2 separate regions of the Homo sapiens genome follow, and region 1 is linked to region 2. Evidence: read pairs that join two places in POLR2A ChIA-PET (ENCODE). Cell type or tissue: PC-9. All regions are shown on one strand. Links, peaks and the distances in the headings refer to the core of each region. The heading gives the core; the rest is flanking DNA.

The links. Peaks named below come from ENCODE experiments on the same cell type or tissue, not always from the same donor. Only the 100,000 strongest peaks of a DNase experiment are listed, where the experiment ranks them.
Region 1: POLR2A ChIA-PET joins it to region 2 with 6 read pairs; 7 of 35 experiments call an interaction of 5 or more read pairs at or near these places.

The regions. Positions count from the first base shown.
Region 1 is chr22:42,722,937-42,732,928 of GRCh38, forward strand. No RefSeq gene overlaps it. Among named protein-coding and RNA genes, the nearest start is that of A4GALT, 7.1 kb to the left of the region's middle. In PC-9, for the core only: no CTCF peak of the experiment used is centred there; DNase peaks (open chromatin) are centred at 4,085 and 4,725; H3K4me3 peaks cover 547 bases; H3K27ac peaks cover 1,694 bases.
Region 2 is chr22:42,629,195-42,639,186 of GRCh38, forward strand. CYB5R3 (cytochrome b5 reductase 3) reads right to left here. Exons shown (of 9, transcript NM_000398.7): 2 at 7,521-7,652; 3 at 2,184-2,256; 4 at 1,688-1,794. Among named protein-coding and RNA genes, the nearest start is that of ATP5MGL, 6.4 kb to the right of the region's middle. RefSeq lists enhancers at 2,317-2,818, 7,021-7,558, 7,559-8,094. In PC-9, for the core only: no CTCF peak of the experiment used is centred there; a DNase peak (open chromatin) is centred at 6,517; H3K27ac peaks cover 1,546 bases.

The DNA of each region.
Region 1 (9,992 bases), core at 1,686-6,685, 91 kb after region 2:
GGAGGCGGAGCTTGCAGTGAGCCGAGATCGCGCCACTGCACTCCAGCCTGGGCGACAGAGTGAGACTCCGTCTCAAAAAAAGAAAAAAAAGGAAGATTCGAAAGGTGTAGAGAGATATTCAAGGCAGGCCAGCACCCAGCAAAGACTTGCCCCTGGACTTAAGCAAAGGGATTAAAGAGAATTGAGAAGGGAATGGCTTTCTTAGAATAGCCATCGCTGGAGCTGTGCCCAGACCCACAAGCTCTTCCTGGCTATGTCTGGGGAAACGGTCTCCTTGCAGCTTGTTAATCTCACAACCCTCTGAGGTCACCCTGTTATCCCCATTTTACAGATGAAAAAAACGGAGGCTGGGCCAGGCGCAATGGCTCACGCCTGTAATCCCAGCACTTTGGCAGGCCAAGGCGGGCGGATCATGAGGTCAGGAGATCGAGACCATCCTGGCCAACATGGTGAAACCCCGTCTCTACTAAAAATACAAAAATTAGCTGGGCGTGGCGGCGTGCCCCTGTAGTCCCAGCTCCTCGGGAGGCTGAGGCAGGAGAATCACTCGAACCTGGGAGGCAGAGGTTGCAGTGAGCTGAGATCATGCCACTGCACTCCAGTATGGCGACAGAGCGAGACTTCATCTCAAAAACAAACAAACAAAAAAAAACGGAGGCTGTTGGCTGGGTGCAGTGGTTTAAGCCTGTAATCCCAGCACTTGGGTGGCCGAGGCATGCGGATCACCTAAGCTCGGGTGTTCAAGACCAGCCTGGCCAACATGGCAAAATCCCATCTCTACTAAAAATACAAAAATTAGCCAGATGTGGTGGTGCCTGCCTGTCATCCCTGCTACTCAGGAGGCTGAGGCAGAATTGCTCGAACCTGGGAGGCAGAGATTGCAGTGAGCCGAGATCATGCCACTGCACTCCAGCCTAGGTGAGAGCGAGACCCCGTCCCAGAAAAAAGAAAAATACTGAGCCCAAGATGGAAATTAACCTAAGCTCACAGAGGCTGAGGCAGTAGGATCATTTGAACCCAGGAGTTCAAGACCAGCCTGGGCAACATAAAATGATCCTATCTCAAAATAAAGGTAAGAAAGGAAAAAACAAGCAGAGGTTGGAATTCAAATTTGCCTGACCCCCAAAGCCCCAGCAGCCTTTGAGGCCAAATTATTTTCTAGCCTGACCTGTCCCGACTGCAGGGAGAGCTTCAGAGGCCAGGGCGTGAAGGAGGAAGCAGGGGACAAAAGAGCCTATGTGTCTGACCTGCCCTGGCCTCAGTTCACTCATCTGTGAAACTCTGCCCTGGAAGCACAGCCTGGCCCATGTTGCCCTGGGCTCTCCTGACCCCCGGAGCACCCCCTCCGCCTCTGAGCCCAGTGCTCCCCTCTTCCCTCCCTCCTAGCACCCTGGCAGGTCCCTTTCCTCCTAAGGTTGAGCACACAGGCTCTGAGAGGAAGGGAAGGCATGGCTCGTGGCTGGCTTTCTGGTTGGAGATGGAGAGGGCTGGGATGCTTGTGAAAGAAGAGAGTGATCTGCCTGGGGTTGAATCTGCCTCTCTTAGCAGGGTGGGTGTGGGCAGATTTTTTTTTCTTTCTTTTTTTGAGACACTCTTACTCAGGCTGGGATTTATTATTATTATTATTATTATTTAGAGACAGGGTCTCACTCTGTTGCCCAGGATGGAGTGCAGTGATGTGATTCCAACTCACTGCAGCCTTGACCTCCCAGGCACAAGTGATCCTCCTGCCTCAGCCTCCTGGGTAGCTGGGACCACAGGTGTGCACCACAATGCCTGGCTCTTTTTTTTTTTTTTTGAGATGGAGTTTTGCTCTTGTCACCCAGGCTGGAGTGCAATGGCGCAATCTCGGCTCACTGCAACCTCTGCCTCCTGAGTTCAAGTGATTCTCCTGCCTCAGCCTCACGAGTAGCTGGGATTACAGGTGCCCGCCACCACACCTGGCTAATTTTTTTATATTTTTAGTAGAGACAGGGTTTCACCACGTTGGTCAGGCTGGTCTTGATCACCTGACCTCTAATGATCCTCCCGCTTTGGCCTCCCAAAGTGCTGGGATTACAGGTGTGAGCCACCTCGCCCAGCTTCTAGGCTGAATTTCTTTTTTTTTTGAGACGGCGTCTCACTTTGTCGCCCAGGCTGAAGTGCAGTGCAGTGGCGCGATCTCAGCTCACTGCAAGCTCTGCCTCCCGGGTTCACGTCATTTTCCTGCCTCAGCCTCCCAAGTAGCTGGGACTACAGGCACCGGCCACCACGTCCGGCTAATTTTTTTTTTTTTTTTGTATTTTTAGTAGAGACGGGGTTTCGCTGTGTTGGCCAGACTGATCTCGAACTCCTGACCTTGTGATCCGCCCGCCTCGGCCTCTCAAAGTGCTGGGATTACAGGCGTGAGCCACCGCGCCCAGCTAGGCTGAAATTCTTAAACTCTTTGAACCAATGGGTTTCTCTCCCATCAGTAAACTGGAGCTGGTCATCTGGTTGTGAATGTTGAATAGAAAGCCTGTGGCCACTTTGGTCTACCTGCAATAAGGGAAGGATAAAGCACTGGCATAGTTACTGTTGGGGTGAACTCCTACCACTTGCTAAGCCCTTTCCAGGGGCACCCCTTACCCAGGAGGACCCTGGGGCTTAAGGAGCCAGGCACAGCCTTGCCTAAGGGCCCTCAGTTAATAGGTCTCAGTCCATAACTCTTAGTCCTGGCTAAGACAGTAGTGGTCCTGGAAGGTGGTGGGCTCCCTGCAGCCCCACTGGGCCCATGCTCCAAAGCAGATTTCATATCCACATGGGAAAGAACAGTCTGACAATTTGCACGGTTCGTGGTGTGGTGGCTTTCCAGCAATTTATTTCAACAGGCATTTCCTGGGCCCTAGAGAAGAAAGGCAGGATGTCAACATCTAGACCACTGCTTACACGGGAGGGGAGGTTCTGTCAATTACTCCATAAGGCTCTCCTGGCAGAAGGAACAGCACAGGCAGAGGCAAGGCACAGGGTCCGTCTCCTCTCATCCCCTGTGTGCCTGCTCTCATTGATCACCCCCTGTCTGGCCCCTAGCTCCAACTTTCTGGTGGACAGGGATCTTTCTTTCTTCTCTCTGCCAACTGTCTGGTAACAGCACACTAAATACTTCCTGAGGAATTCCACCTGGGTTTGGTGTGGTTGACCTGTCCCCAGCTCCAAGGCGGGCCTGTGAGCCAGTTTAAAGCAGTGGCTCCCTTGACATAAGTAACTCCATCTTTTTTTCTTCTTGAGACAGGGTCTTGCTCTGTCTTCACTGCTGCAATCTCTGCCTCCCAGGCTCAAGCAATTCTAGTGCCTCAGCCTCCTGAGTAGCTAGGATTATGGGCACTTGTCACCATGCCTGGCTTTTATTTTTTTTTATTTTTTTGGTATTTTTAGTATAGACGGGGTTTCATCATGTTGGCCAGGCTGGTCTCGAACTCCTGACCTCAGGCAGTCTGCCCGCCTCAGTCTCCCAAAGTGCTGGGATTACAGACGTGAGCCACCGCACCCAGCCTCTCTTTCCTCTTGATGTTAAGTGTGACTTTGTTGTGGAATGTTTAATCTGTAACATTTATATATAGACTAAGCACACTACTGTGTATGGTTTGCAGTATTGACTGACTTGTGGAGTGGCTTGAGCCTGTGTGCCTGTGGCTCTGACTACTGAGTAAATGGGAAGCAATGAGAATGCCTCCTTGGGAACCCCATGGAGCTCATGGCTTTTGTGATTGAAACACAAAAAAATCTGCTAAAATCCTGACATTGTGGAAAGACACAAACGTGGGCCTGGTTATTTCTGACCCTGGACTGTTCACAACACCCAGCCAGAGACTGGTCCAGAGATGATGTGACCCACATGGTCTTAATGATAGAAGTCTGGGACAGAGGTGTGTCCTCTTCTGGATGGCTTCTAGGTGTGTTGTCTTTTTCTGGACTCGGTGATATCTCATTGCCACATGAGGGGAGGGCCCATCTCAGAATAGAGCCCAGTCCCCCATGAATGGAGCTAGTTACACACACAGAACTGAGTCAGGGCATCCCTGGAGCCATGTCCAGCTGGGCCTGACCTGGTGATCTCCCTGCTTCCATCCCCACCTGGGCTTTCCTGTTACACGGTTTGGTTTAACCAGACAAGCTGGATTCTTTCACTTTTCTTTTTTTTTTTTTTTTTTAAGACAGAGTCTCCCTGTCGCCCAGGCTGGAATGCAGTAGCACGATCTGGGCTCACTGCAACCTCGGCCTCCTGGGTTCAAGAAATTCTCGAGCCTCTGCCTCCCTAGTAGCTAGGACTAAAGGCGCACATCACCACATCCAGCTAGTTTTTGTATTTTTAGTAGAGACAGGGTTTCGCCATGTCTCCAACCCTGGACCTAAGGTGGTCCGCCCATCTTGGCCTCCCAAAGTGTGGGGATTACACACCCAGCTTCTTACTTTCCCTTGTACAAGCAGGAATTTTGATTGATACACTCTTATGGGTACTGGCACTTTCCACTCCACCCATGAGCAAGCTTGAGCCTCTCCCATCCCAAGAAAAGGACAAGAAAACAAAAAGCAAAGCAAACACTCCTCCCTCCACCCTGTGACTGCCAGCTCTCTCCTCCTGTCAACCAGATTTCTCAAACAAATCACCTCCACTCGCTGTTTCTGACCCTTCCTTCCCTGTCTTCTTCATCCCTTTCCTGTCCCCTGCTGAGCCAGCCAGTGTCACAGTGACTGCTGTGGCTCGCCCTTGTCAATACAGAATTAACAATAACAATGTTATTAATGTCTGTTAACAAAACCACAGACTGAAGGAACTTACTGTCCATTTATGACCTTAAAAGTATGAGTTATTTCCGGCTTTGGTTTTTTTGTGTTTTTTCTTTTCTTTTCTTTCTTTTTTTTTTTTTGAGACAGAGTCTCGCTCTGTCGCCCAGGCTGCAGTGCAGTGATGTAATCTTGGCTCACTGCAACCTCCGCCTCCTGGGTTCAAGCGATTCTCCTGCCTCAGCTTCCCGAGTAGCTGTGATTACAGGCATGCACCACCACGCCTGGCTAATTTTTTGTATTTTTAGTAGAGACAGGGTTTCACCATGTTGCCCAGGCTGGTCTCGAACTCCTGAGCTCAGGCAATCCACCCACCTTGGCCTCCCAAAATGCTAGGACTACAGACGTGAGCCACCGCGCCTGGCTTCCGGCTTTGTTTTTGACAAGAGTTGCCTGAAAGCCACAATAGCTCCTTGCCCACCCCCAGTCTCATGGGCACCTTGGTACCCAGATATAAGTCTCTTAGACCCTTATCCACTAAAGGAAACCAGTATCCCTTGGAGCATATAAAAAAAAAAAATTAGGCCGGGCGCGGTGGCTCACGCCTGTAATCCCAGCACTTTGGGAGGCTGAGGCGGGTGGATCACAAGGTCAGGAGATCGAGACCATCCTGGCTAACACGCTGAAACCCCGTCTCTACTGAAAATACAAAAAATTAGCCGGGCGTGGTGGCGGGCGCCTGTAGTCCCAGCTACTCAGGAGGCTGAGGCAAGAGAATGGCATGAACCCAGGAAGGCGGAGCTTGCAGTGAGCTGAGATGTTGCCACTGCACTCCAGCCTGGGTGACAAAATGAGACTCCGTCTCAAAAAAAAAAAAAAAAAAAAAAAATTAGAATGACCCAGAATGGCCTGGGGTGGCCAGAAAGGAAGGCCACACTCACACATGTTAGGGGAATATGGGACAGGCAATGGAAACAACCAAAGTCTCCCCAGCATCAGCCAAGCTGTGATAATATGAGCATAAAAAATTATTCCCTGGCTGGGCACAGTGGCTCACGCCTATAATCCCAACACTTTGGGAGGCTGAGGCAGGAGGATCGTTTGAGCCCAGGAATTCAAGACCAGCCTGGGGAGCATAGTAAGACCCTACCTCTACAAAAAAAAAAAAAAAAAAAAAAAGCCGGGCACAGTGGCTCACACCTGTAATCCCGGCACTTTGGGAGGCTGAGGTGGGTGGATCATAATTGAGGTCAGGAGTTCGAGACCAGCCTGACCAACATGGTGAAAACCCATCTCTACTAAAAATACAAAATGTAGACCGGTGTGGTGGCATGCACCCGTAATCTCAGCTACTCGGGAGGCTGAGGCAGGAGAACTGTTTGAACCCAGGAGGCGGAGGTTGCAGTGAGCTGAGATCATGCCACTGCACTCCAGCCTGGCATGACAGAGACTCTATCTCAAAAAAAAAAAAAAAAAAAAAAAGAGTTGTAATATAAGAAAGATGTCTGTGGGACTAGGTATGGAAAAAAATAAATACGAAAGATGATTGTCATATGACTTGAATTTTTACTGAGCTTAATATGTGGGGGTGTGTTAGTCCACGCATTTTGTTTCTTTTATTATTGTTAACATATTAGGCCGGGCGTGGTGGCTCACACCTGTAATCTTAGCACTTTGGGAGGCTGAGGCGGGCAGATCACCTGAGGTCGGGAGTTTGAGACCAGTTTGACCAACATGGAGAAACCCCGTCTCTACTGAAAATACAAAATTAACCAGGCATGGTGGTGCATGCCTGTAATCCCAGCTACTCGGGAGGCTCAAGTTTATAATCCCAAGGAGGCAGGAGAATCGCTTGAACTCGGGAAGCGGAAGTTGCAGTGAGCCGAGATCACGCCATTGCACTCCAGCCTGGGCGACAAGAGCGAAACTCCATCCGAAAAAAAAACAAAAACAAAAACAAACAAACAAAAAACAGTAAAGAGATCTGTTTGCTTTCTTTTTTCTTTTTTTTGAGACGGAGTCTCACTCTGTTGCCAGGCTGGAGTGCAGTGGCGCGTTCTCAGCTCACTGCAACCTCTGCCTCCTGGGTTCAAGGGATTCTTCTGCCTCAGCCTCCCAAGTAGCTGGGATTACAGGCACGTGTGACCACGCCCGGCTAATTTTTTTGTATTTTTTTTTAGGAGAGATGGGGTTTCAGGGTGTTTGTCAGGCTAGTCTTGAACTCCTGACCTCATGATCTGCCCGCCTCGGCCTCCCAAAGTGCTGGGATTACAGGCGTGAGCCACCACGCCCGGCCTGATTTGTTTGCTTTCTATCTGTGTAATCAGAAAAGAATAAACACAGAGCTCTGGGCTGGAGCCCTGGAGAGGCAGAAACTGCACCAAGGAAAGCAAGCACAGACTCATGGGCACTGGTAGCTGCACACAACTACCAGGCAGACAAGGCTCTGCCAGGTATTCAGGACAGGGGCCACCCCTAGTTTGCAAGGACAAGGAGGATTCAACAGAGAATGTCCAAAATGACTAAATAGGTCATTGCAATCCCAGCAGAGGCAGTCAAGTCCTATGTTCCAGCCAAGGACCAGCAGTCAAACATCCAGATGCAGTGACCTCAGCTTGTCTTGGAAAATTATTCCAAACATGGGAAGATACCAAAATCCCATCACTGGCCAGGCAGGGTAGCTCACCCTGTAATTCTAGCACTTTGGAAAGCTGAGGCAGGAGGATCACTTGAGCCCAAGAGTTCAAGAGCAGCCTGGGCAACATAGCAAGACCCCTGCCTCTACAAAATATAAAAATTTTAGCCAGGTGTGGTGGTGTGTGCTTGTAGTCCCAGCTTCTTGGGAGGTTGAGATGGCAGGATCGCTTCAGCCCAGGAGGTTGAGGCTACAGTGAGCTGTTAGCCATTGCATTCCAGCTTGAGTGATAAAGCAAGACCCTGTATCCAATAAATAAATAAATAAATAAACTCCCATCACCAAAGTCCTAGGGAGAAATCAAAAGATCCCTAAGAAGATAAAAGCAATGATAGAAATGAGAAACCATTGGCTGGGCGCGGTGGTTCACACCTGTAATCCCAGCACTTTGGGTGGCCAAGGCTGGCAGGTCAGGAGTTCGAGACCAGCTTGACCAACATGGTGAAACCCCATCTCTACTAAAAATACAAAAATTAGTTGGGCATGGTGGCAGGCGCCTATAATCCCAGCTACTTGGGAGGCTGAGGCAGGAGAATTGCTTGAACCTGGGAGGCGGAGATTGCAGTGAACCGAGATCATGCCACTGCACTCCAGCTTGGGCAACACAGCAAGACTCCGTCTCAAAAAAAAGAAAAAAAAAAAGAAAAAAAGAAAAACGAAGTGAGGAAGCACTAAATGATCCCCGGGCCTTGATGTTTCAGAAGAGTGTTAAGTGTAAAAGTATTCTTATGGAAGTCAGCCATACAAAATCTGTCATTGCAGTTTAGATCATGTATGGGAGTTTAGTAAATTGTTTGTAATCAAGGTTGGAATACTCAAGAAATTGGATTTTGAAGTTTTGCTTTTGAGATAGAAGAGCCCAGCTGGTTACAGTGGCTCAAACTTATAATCTCAAGACTTTGGGAGGCTAAGGTGGGAGGATCACTTGAGGTCAGAAGTTCGAGACCAGCCTGGGCAACATGATGAGAACCTCTCTCTATAAAAAAATTTTTAAAATTAGCCAGGTCTGGTGGCGCACCCCTGTAGTCCCAGGTGCTTGGGAGGCTGAGGCAGGAGGATTGCTTGAGCTCTAGAGGTCAAGGCTGCAGTGATTCATGATTTTATGCCACTGCAATCCAGCCTGGGCAACAGAGCAAGACCCTATCTCAAAAAAAAAAATGGTTGTTGTTGGTTTATTGGTGTTTTTATTGTGGTTATTGGTTTGTTTTGTTCTTTGTCTTGTATGATTCAGAAGGTTTTTGTTGGTTTGTTTTTAAGAGACTGAATCTCACTATGTTGTCCAGGCTGCTCTCAAACTCCTGCTGTCAAGGAATTCCTGCCTCATTCTCCTGAGTAGATGGGACTGACTACAGGCATGAACCACTGTGCCCAGCAGTTGTTTTTTATGACACAAATAAGTGGATACATTTTCTTGGTAAAAGCAAATTATACTCTTGTTTTTTTGAGACAAGGTCTCACTCCAGCCCAGGCTGGAGTACAGTGACATGATCACAGCTCACTGCAGCCTTGCACTCCTGGGCTAAGTGATCCTCCCACCTCAGCCTCCCAAGTAGCTGGGACTATGGGTGTGCACCACCACACCTGTCTTTTTTTTTTTTTTTTTCTTTCAGAACTGGGGTTTCACTATGTTGCTCAAGCTGGTCTCAAATCCCTGGCCTCAAGTGATTCTCCTGCTTCAGCCTCACACAGTACTAGGATTACAGGCTTGAGCCACCACGCCTGGCCTGAGATCTCTCAATAGCAACAACTCCATCAGCAAACGCAATGGTGGTTCACAGGCTGTCCCTCTGACCTGCTCGTGTATTTGACAGTTGGTCACGAATTCTGTGTCCTTGGCCTCCTGCCTCTCTGACTGGTCGAGGACTCCTCTCAACCCACCCTTCCCATGCTGGAGCCTCGGCCCTTTGCCAGCCCCCTCTCTCCTTGCCTCATATTTCCTGGGTGGTCTCCTACATAGGTGGTCTGGCCTCCATCCCACCCTGGCCTCCTTCCAAAGCTGAGCCCTAGTCCAGCCCACAAAGGAGTTGCTGGTGCCCAGAGCCATGGTCTGCTTGACTTTTTTTTTTTTTTTTTTTTGAGACACTCTCACTCTGTTGCCAGGCTGGAGTGCAGTGACGCTATCTCAGCTCACTGCAACCTTCGACTCCCTGGTTCAAGCAATTCTCCTGCCTCAGCCTCCTGAGTAGCTGGGATTACAGGCTCACACCACCATGCCCGGCTAATTTTTTTGTATTTTGTTAGTAGAGACGGGGTTTCACCATGTTAGCCAGACTGGTCTCGAACTCCTGACCTTGTGATCTGCCCATCTTGGACTCCCAAAGTGCTGGGATTACAGGCGTGAGCCATCGTGCCTAGACTTTTTTTTTTTTTTTTTCCAGTTTTAGAAAGATCAGGCTGGGCATATACACTGGGTATATACACAAAGGAATATAAATCAATCTACTATAAAGACGCAAGCTCACGTATGTTTATTGCAGAACTGTTTACAATAGCAAAGACATGGAACCAGGCCTCCATTTGGGTCTGGGCGCGGTGGTTCATGCCTGTAATCCCA
Region 2 (9,992 bases), core at 4,580-9,579:
TCTGGACAAAGCCCCAAACCTTACTGGGGCCTCCAAGGCCCCGTCTGGCCCCACTGACCTCTCCCACCCCTTGCCCCAACCCTCCAGCCACTTCAATCCTTGAGCCTGCTGCTGACTTCAGGGCCTTTGCACCTGAAGCTCCTTTTCTTCCTTCTTCACCTGGTCAGTGCCTACTCAGCCCCAGATCTCACCTTCACTGTCACCTGCTAGGGAGCCACTCTCACCAGCCAACCCCACCCATCCCTGGTGGCCCTTCTGGAAGCTCGGTCGCAGGTACCTGTCCCCTGCAGGGAGCACTGGCTTCCCCATGACTATGTGTCCAGTGTCCGTCCTCCAGCCAAAGACGGGCTCCTGAGGCCAGGCCTGGGCGCCCCAGCAAGGAAGGAGCCCGGGCCAGGGCCCTTCCCACCCTTCAGATCCAGTGCCTGCCCCCAGACCTGGCAAGGTAAGGGCCTCAGCTACGGCCCAGTAAGGGGGCTCCAGGGGTACCTGAGGGTGCTGGGCTGGGGAGGCTATAGGGCTTTGGCCTTGATTGGGGAGGGTCTCCAACACCCCACATACCCACTGGTCTAGGCTGCTTCTCACCCTCTGTTCTGCAGGAAAGCTTGTATTTCTTTTTTTTTGACTGGCTCTCATTCTATTGCCCAGGCTGGAGTACAGTAGCATGATCTTGGCTTACTGCAACCTCTGCCTCCCAGCTTCAAGTGATTCTCCTGCCTCAGCCTCCCAAGTAGCTGGGATTACAGGTGCGCACCACCATGCCCAGCTAATTTTTTTGTATTTTTAGTAGAGACGGGGTTTCTCCATGTCGGCCAGGCTGGTCTCTAACTCCTGACCTCAGGTGATCCACCCGCCTTGGCCTCCCAAAGTGGCTTACAGGTGTGAGCCACTGTGCCTGGCTGAAAGCTTGTATTTCTAATTTTCATAAAAACGTCCCTGCTGGGGCCGTCATGCTGCCTCTTACTTCCCACTCGGCATGTGTGTTTCAGGTTCCGGGCTGCTGCCCCTAACGCCTGCATCTTCTCCTGTGAACCTCCACCTCGAACCCCGCAGCAGACCCCAGAAAGCCCATCACCCCAGCTCCCAGACAACACCACACGAGCCCCTCACATGTTTCCCTAGCAGGCCTGAGGGACATTTCTTAGGGAAACGGGTAAGAACAGGGCCTGCGTGTCACAGAGGCCCGGCCGCTGACCACGGTGGAGTGGCTGCCTCACCCCGCACACTCGGGACCCAACTCCCAGGGATCTCCCAGCGTGAGAGCAGGGACGGGACTGCGCCGTCACACCTCGCAGCAGGGGCGTCTGTACCGCCAGCCGGCCTTCCTGGAGCCTCTGCTGCAGGTACCTGTCCTTGTTTGAAGGCACTTGCCCTGAACCCTGGCCCCTGTTCTCTGCCAAGACCCCCTTCTTTGGCTTTTGTTGGTAAAGATGACGTGCTATTTACTCAGAAACCAGGCACAAGGGAGCACTGGGTCTTTGGAGTCCGGGCTGCGGGGGGACATGGACTCGAGAGGGGCTCTAGAAGCCACTGCCCCTGCAAGCCCCTGAGGAAGTGGGGCAGCCATGACCGAGGCTGGGCTGCACAGGGCAGGAGCGGGAGACTTCCCTGTCCAGGGGGTCCACATGGGCTGTTGCCATGGCCACCCACCCACACCCCCTCCACAGTCATGACCCAGAGGCTTCACCTTGATGACCAGGTCCACGAAGCCCTTGTCATCATCGCTGGAGATGGGTGTATAGGGCCGGACGACCAGGTTTCCATCAATTCGAGCCGAGAGGTAGATGTGCTGGCCTGCAGGACAGAACGGGGTCACTCTGGGCCAGAGATCATCCTGCGGGTGACCCCTGGGTCTTGTCAACCCACTCCCCTGCACCCCACCCGGCATTCAAAGCCTGGCCTGGCGTCAGCTCCCACGGCCCCCTCCCACCCCTCCCGGGGATTCCCCTCACGTCCCAGCTTCCTGCCTCCATGCCTTCACTCCTGCTGGTGCCACTGCCAGGGACTCTGGGCCTTCCCACTCTCATTCCAACAGACTCGCCCTCAAAGGCCCAGGGCAGCTGTCACCTCCTCCTGAAGGCTTCCCTGCTCTCCCTGGTGGAAATGTAAAGCTTCCATCTCTCTGATCTAGTGCCCCAGCAGCCTGCCGGGCTCCGAATGGGCCCAGCAGGGGCGTGACTCACCGACAGGGAGGCCCAGGATGTGCTGGGGTGACGGCAGGGCAAAGCGGAAGCGCCGGGTGTCATGGCTGATGATCTGGAGAGAGGCCCAAAGCTGCTGAACGGTCCCCAGGGCAGAGGCCTCCCAGGGCGGCTCCCAGGCCTCGGAGCCCCCATCCCATTCCTCCTTTGTGTCCCCACCCTTCCCCAGTGCCTGCTTGTCCTTGTAAGACGTGACGCCGACGCCAAGCACAGATGCACACACATGCACGCTGCGTGTGAGGTGCTGAGGCCAGGCGCACGCTGGGTGTGTCTGTCCTGCTGGCCTAGAGGGGCCACAAACAAGGTGGCCAGAACAGGGAATGAACCCAGGGTCCCAAAGGGAGGATGCCAGACAGGACGGGGAGGGAGGAATCCATCTCTGCCATCAGCTCAAGCAGTGGCCTGAAGGGGCAGGAAGAACTTGAGGGCTGGATGGGCAAACTGGGGCAGAGCTAGACAAGGCTGCACGTGCCCAGGCCTGCATCCCAAGAGAGGGGCTGCAGAAGCCACTGCACCTGAGAGCCCCTTGGGAAATGGGGCAGCCAGGACTGAGGTGGGCTTCACAGGGCAGAAAGTGGGAGCCTTCCCTGCCCAGGAACTCCAAGAGCCCAAAGCCAGGCTTCCACCCTGCACAGGGTGGGCACCCAGGGCATGGTCAGTGGCTGGGACAGTGGCAGAGGAGGAGGGGGGCTGGCTAAGAGCCAGATTGGGCCAGGGAAGGAGCTGAGACTAAAACCCCTGAGGTCTTGTTAAGTGGGTCTTACGCTCAGGCCAGGGACGATCACATAATCAGTTCCAGTCGGAGCTGGAACCAAACCCAGCGTCCTGAGGGTGCACTCCCTGTGGGGTCCCCAGTACCCAGCATGGCCAGGAGAGGGAGTGTGAAGAAGCCATGCGGAAGGTCGGCGCTGCAGAGGCGCTTACATCCAAACGTGGCAAAGTCCACATGTGGATGGTGTCATCACTTAGAGGGGGACAACAGACCTCTCCAACAGGGCAGGACATCACAGATGCCCATCTCGGCTCAGTACGAGAACTCTCCGACCTGAGCAGTGTTCCAGCACAGAGCAGCTGCCTCAAGGAGAGACCCGTCCCTACACGTGTGAGCAGAGGCAAATCGCAGGAAAGACGGTGCAAACGCCACTCAGGATCAGGTGTGCAGGGGGCCCACCAACCTCTCCCAGGCAGCCCAGGCCTCAAAGCTGCCTCTACCAGAAGCTTCTGCATTAGGGGCAAACAGAGCCCCAAGGCCTTCTGGAAGTGGATTCCAGGACTATCAACTGGTCCTAAGGGTCAAGGTCAGACACCCATGTACCAGAAAATATTTGGAGGAAGAATAGAAATGAGATGGCCAGGCGTGGTGGCTCATGCCTGTAATCCCAGCACTTTGGGAGGCCGAGGTGGGCGAATCATCTGAGGTCGGAAGTTCGAGACCAGTCTGAACAACATGGAGAAATCCCGTCTCTACTAAAACTACAATGTTAGCCAGGCGTGGTGGCGCATGCCTGTAATCCCAGCTACTCAGGAGGCTGAGGCAGGAGAATCACTTGAACCTGGGAGGCAAGGTTGCAGTGAGCTGAGATCGCACCATTGCACTCCAGCCTGGGCAACAAGAGTGAAACTCTGTCTCAAAAAAAAGAATAGAAATGAGGACAAGAGATGAACAATTATGGTGCTGGCCAACCTCTAGTAGGGCAGCAGGGTGGGGCAAAGCACAGAGCACCCAGAGCAGGCCCGCTGCGGACCCCGCAAAGCCACCATGGGCACAATGAGGGGGCAAAGCTGCAATCCTAGGACATCTGCCACATGCTCCCTTGTGTAACATCCCTATGATGAAATACTAAAAGGATCCATGTTGTATGGCTGGCTACAAAACCAGGTTATCAAAAAAAGAAACTGAGTGTGCACACACCCGCACCTCCACACACCCGTGTATGAACGTGATACCCACATAGGGTCTGGCAGGCTCACGCTGAGCTGTGACCTGGGCCCTCTGCACGGGGCCCTGGGATGCGGCAATGGGGCAGGGGTGGAGGTCATACCTTACAGAGTTTTTGCTGTGAGCACATATAAATCATACATTATTTCTGGAATTAAGAAACAGTAGGGTCAGACGTGGTGGCTCATGCCCGTAATCCCAGCACTTTGGGAGGTCGAGGCGGGCGGATCACCTGAGGTCGAAGTTCGAGACCAGCCTGACCAACATGGAGAAACCCCATCTCTACTAAAAATACAAAATTAGCTGGGCATGGTGTCGCATGCCTATAATCCCAGCTACCTGGGAGGCTGAGGCAGAAGAATCACTTGAACCTGGGAAGTGGAGGTTGCGGTGAGTCGAGATTGTGCCATTGCACTCCAGCCTGGGCAACAAGAGCGAAAGTCCATCTCAACAACAACAAAAAGGAACGACAGTAACAGAGCCAGGCATAGTGGTGCATGCACATGGTCCCAGCTACTCAGAAGGCTTGTGCCCAGGAGTTTGAGGTTGCAGAAAGCAGCCTGGGTGACAGAGCGAGACCTTGTTCTAAAAAAACACAAACAAAAACAAAACAACCCACCAATAACAATAACAAGGGAAAATACCGTTAAAAAACAGGTTTCAAAATGTTATTATTTCATTTGGGTAAGAAAAAAACATGTGTGCCTGCTTACATAAGTATAAAACATATCACAGGGCCAGGCACGGTGGCTCACGCCTGTAATTCGAGCACTTTGAGAGGCCAAGTCGGGTGGATCACCTGAGGTCAGGAGTTCGAGACCAGCCTGGCCAACATGTTGAAACCCTGACTCTACTAAAAATACAAAAAAAAAAAAAATTAGCAGGGCGTGGTGGTGGGCACCTGTAATCCTAGCTACTTGGGAAGCTGAGGCAGGAGAACCGCTTGAACCTGGGAGGCAGAGGTTGCAGTGAGCCGAGATCACACCATTGCACTATAGCCTGGGCAACGAGAGCAAAACTCCATCTCAAAAACAAACAAACAAACAAAAAATCATATCGCAAGGTTAAGTGTGGTCTCATCTGGGAGGTGGTGATTTACTTTTTTTTGCTTTTTATTTTTTATTTTTTTGAAACAGAGTTTCGCTCTTGTCACCCAGGCTGGAGTGCAATGGTGTGATCTTGGCTCACTGCAACCTCTGCCTCCCAGGTTCAAGCGATTCTCCTGCCTCAGCCTCTCAAGTAGCTGGGATTACAGGCATCTGCCACCACGCCCGGCTAATTTTCATATTGATTGATTGATTGATTGATTGAGACAGCGTCTTGCTCTGTAGCCCAGGCTGGAGTGCAGTGGCACGATCTCGGCTCACTGCAAGCTCCACCTCCCAGGTTCACGCCATTCTCCTGCTTCAGCCTCTGGAGTAGCTGGGATTACAGGCATCTGCCACCACGCCCGGCTAATTTTCATATTGATTGATTGATTGATTGATTGAGACAGCGTCTTGCTCTGTAGCCCAGGCTGGAGTGCAGTGACACGATCTCGGCTCACTGCAAGCTCCACCTCCCAGGTTCACGCCATTCTCCTGCTTCAGCCTCTGGAGTAGCTGGGACTACAGGTGCCTGCCACCACGCCCAGCTAATTTTTTTTTTTTTTTTTTGAGACGGAGTCTTGCTGTCACCCAGGCTGGAGTGCAGTGGCGCAATCTCGGCTCACTGCAAGCTCCGCCTCCCAGGTTCACGTCATTCTCCTGCCTCAGCCTCGCCAGCGGCTGGGACTACAGGTGCCTGCCACCACGCCTGGCTAATTTTTTGTATTTTTAGTAGAGATAGGGTTTCACCGTGTTACCGGGATGGTCTCAATCTCCTGACCTTGTGATCCGCCTGTCTCAGCCTCCCAAAGTGCTGGGATTACAGGTGTGAGCCCAGCCACGCCCGGCCAATTTTTTGTATTTTTAGTAGAGACAGAGTTTCACCGTGTTAGCCAGGATGGTCTCGATCTCCTGACCTCATGATCTGCCCTCCTCGGCCTCCCAAAGTGCTGAGATTACAGGTGTGAGCCACCACGCCTGGCCTAATTTTCGTATTGTTAGTAGAGATGGGGTTTCACCATGTCGGCCAGGCTGGTCTTGAACTCCTGACCTCAGGTGATCCACCGGCCTCGGCCTCCCAAAGTGCTGGGATTACAGGCATGAGCCACCGTGCCTGGCCAATAATTTACTTTTCATTTTGTATTTTTTTGCTTCTCTCTGGTTGTCAACTTCTCTGTGAGCTCCTGGGACAATTACAGACACTTGCCCCAACAGTTACAGGAAACGGCCAGCTCCGTGCCATGGAAGCCTGAGATTCCTGTGAAGCCTGAGTCAGAGGCACCAGGCACAAGCCCAGGGTGGAGACTTGGGCCCTGGCAGATGATGTTCTCTGCTGTGACTCAGTTTTCCCTGCCACACCCCTCCTGTGCCTGCTGGGGGTGGCCAGAAATAGAGCAAGGGAGGGGCTCTGAAGAGGGCAAGTGACCGATGGAAGCAGCCTTTACTGGGGGCAAGGCAAAAGAGGGAGAGGATGGTTTTAAATCATAATCAGAGCTTTGAAAAAAAGGAGTCAGGCCGGGCACCACGGCTCATGCCTGTAATCCCAACACTTTGGGAGGTGGAGGTGCGGGGATCACTAGAGCCCAGGAGTTTGAGACCAGCCTGGGCAACAGGACGAAACCCCACCTCTACAAAAAATACAAAAATTAGGCTGGGCGCGGTGGCTCACGCCTGTAATCGCAGCTACTCAGGGGGCTGAGGTAGGAGAATCACTTGAGCCTGGGGAGGCAGAGGTTGCAGTGAGCGGAGATCGCACCACTGCACTCCAGCCTGGGACACAGGGCAAGACTCTGTCTCAAAAAAAAAAAAGTATGAACTCACTAATGAAAGAAAGTAAGAATCAAACAGGGCAGAGGAAGCCCACACAGCTCAGAGCACCCAGGGAATCTGCACAGATGTGAAAGGTGTCCAGGTCCAGTAGTACCAGGCTGTGGGGAATGACTCTGGGGGAGGGGGAGGAGGGAGGAGACCTTATCTTCAAATCTCTCACCCCCTGCATTCCTACCCCATAAATGGGGGATTGAACCTAAAAGTTCTGAGGGGTTCCTTCCATTCTGACCTTGCATGAGGCAGTGAGTGTGGTTCAGAGAAGGGGCTCTGTGGACAGAGAGACCAGGGTTTAAATTCCTCTGCTACTTCCTGGTGGCCTTAGCAAGAGACATCACCTTGCTTTCTCCATCTGTAAAATGGGTGGACAACAGTATCTACTTCAGAGCAGGACCATGCCCTGAGCACAGAGTAGGTGCTGGGCAATGCTGTGATGCTGACGAGGCAGCGGCGGCGGCCGGCACTCACCTCCCGGTCGATGAGCCGCAGCGGGTACTTGATGTCCGGGCTCTCGAGGGTGATGGCTGGCGTGGAGCGCTGGAACAGCTTCATGAGCAGACTGTACAGGAACCAGACTGGGAAGAGCACCATATGGCCCAACTGAAACGACAGGACCCGCGGGGTCAGTGCAGGAGCCTGCCTTTCCCCAAACACACCGGCTTGTCCACACTACCAGGCCTCTGCTCACGCTGCCCCCTCTGCCAGGAGCACCCTCTCCCCACCACCCTCATCCAGAAAGCTTCATCATCCATTTTGGTGCCCACTAGGAGAAGCTATAAAGACCAGCCTCATGACACCTGTCACTGAGCATTACCTGGGCTTCTATGCTCAGTACCATGAGAAAAAGCTCCATTTCCTCTGAAGAGCCAGGACCAAAAAGAGCTGTGGGTCTAAGCACATATCCTTTTTCACTTTGGCTACTAGGAAGCTCAGAGTAAAATTAATCTTGAGCATAATGTATTTGTGCTCCTTCCTTCTCTTGCTTCCTTCAGTCAACTTCCCTGGTCTTATTAAGTGATGTCAAGTTCTAGCTTGATTTAGACAAACAGACAAATAATAACCCCAACTCAGAATCTATCTGAAAGGCCTACACTGACCAAATGGCTCTATGGCACCTTTAAATCCAGTCCCTTGGGGCCACTGGGATTGATGCTCTCCTCTTTGCTCTCCCACAGAGCACACTAGAACAAGCCAGTGAAGCTGAGTAAACTGAGCCACTTCCCCCAAATGACATCCATGAGTGTCCCTGAGCCCTGGGGTTCTGCCATCAGGTGTAAGGGGAAGCGAAGCACTGAGCCAGGCACTGGGAAGGTCACTGGCTGTGTGACCCCGAGAAAGTCCCTTCCCCTCTCAACCTGAGTGGACCAGGTGATCTGCAAGGCCCCCAGAGCTGAGACCCTACAGCTCAGATCACCAAAGCCAACAGCCTCTGGGATCCCAGGGCCACGTCGGGTACCACACGGGCACGGCTCTCGCAGCAACCCCGTGTGGTAGGCACTGTCATCACCACCATTTCGCAGATGAGGAAACAGCCCAGAAAGGCAAAGCGACTCACCCAGTCACACAGCTGGCAGGTGAGGAGCTGACCCAGAGTCCACCCATCCCTTATACCACGCTGGGATACCTCATGACCAAGTGGACCCTGCCACACGGCCCTGAGGGGCTGTTCCTCCCCAGCCCCTGCCCCCGACATCTCAGTCTCCTGAAGGCCCTAAAAGGGGGCTGGGCATAGTGGCTCCAGCCTGTAATCCCAACACTCTGAGAGGCGGAGGCAGGTGAACAGTTTGAGTCCACGAGTTCAAGACCAGCCTGGGCAACAGGGTGAAACTCCATCTCTACAAAAAATATAAAAAGTTAGCTGGTTGTAGGCCCGGTGCAGTGGCTCACGCCTATAATCCCAGCAATTTGGGAGGCCAAGGTGGGTGGATCACCTGAGGTCAGGAGTTCGAGACCAGCCTGGCCAACAGGGTAAAACCCCATCTCTACTAAAAATACAAAAATTAGCCGGGCGTGGTGGCAGGTGCCTGTAATCCCAGCTACTTGAGAGGGTGAGGCAGGAGAATCGCTTGAACCTGGGAGGCGGAGGTTGCAGTGAGCCAAGATCATGCCATTGCACTCCAGCCTGGGCAACAAGAGTGAAACTCCATCTCAAAAAAAAAAAAAAAAAAAAAAAGTTAGCTGGTTGCAGTGTCACACGCCCGTGGTCCCAGCTACTCAGATGGCAGAGGCAGAAGATTGCTTGAGCCCAGTAGTTCGCGACCAGCCTGGGCAACATAGCAAAACTCTGTCTCTGTTGAAAAAAAAAAAAAAAAAGACCCTAAAAGTTGGTTAGAAAACCTGAATCCCTGGGCGGGCACAGTGGCGCATGCCTGTAATCCCAGCTACTCAGGAGGCTGAGGCAGAAGGTTGCCTGTGGAGGAGGTTGCAGTGAGCCAAGATCACACCACCACACTCCAGCCTGGGAGACAGAGCAAGACTCCATAAAAAAAAAAAAAAAAAAAAAAGGCCGGGCGCGGTGGCTCACGCCTGTAATCCCAGCACTTTGGGAGGCTGAGGCGGGGGGATCATCTGAGGTCAGGAGTTCAAGACCAGCCTGGCTAACATCGTGAAACCCAGTTTCTACTAAAAATACAAAAAATTAGCTGGATGTGGTGGCGCATGCCTGGAATCCCAGCTACTCAGGAAACTGAGGCAGGAGAAATGCTTGAAGCTAGGAGATGGAGGTTGCAGTGAGCCGAGATCGTGCCATTGCACTCCAGCTTGGGCAACAAGAGTGAAACTCCATCTCAAAAAAAAAAAAAGGCCAGGCGCTGTAGCTCACACTTGTAATCTGAGCACTTTGGGAGCCCAAGGCAGGCAGATTACTTGAGGTCAGAAGTTCGAGACCAGCCTGGCCAACATGGTGAAACCCCGTCTCTACCAAAAATACAAAAATTAGCT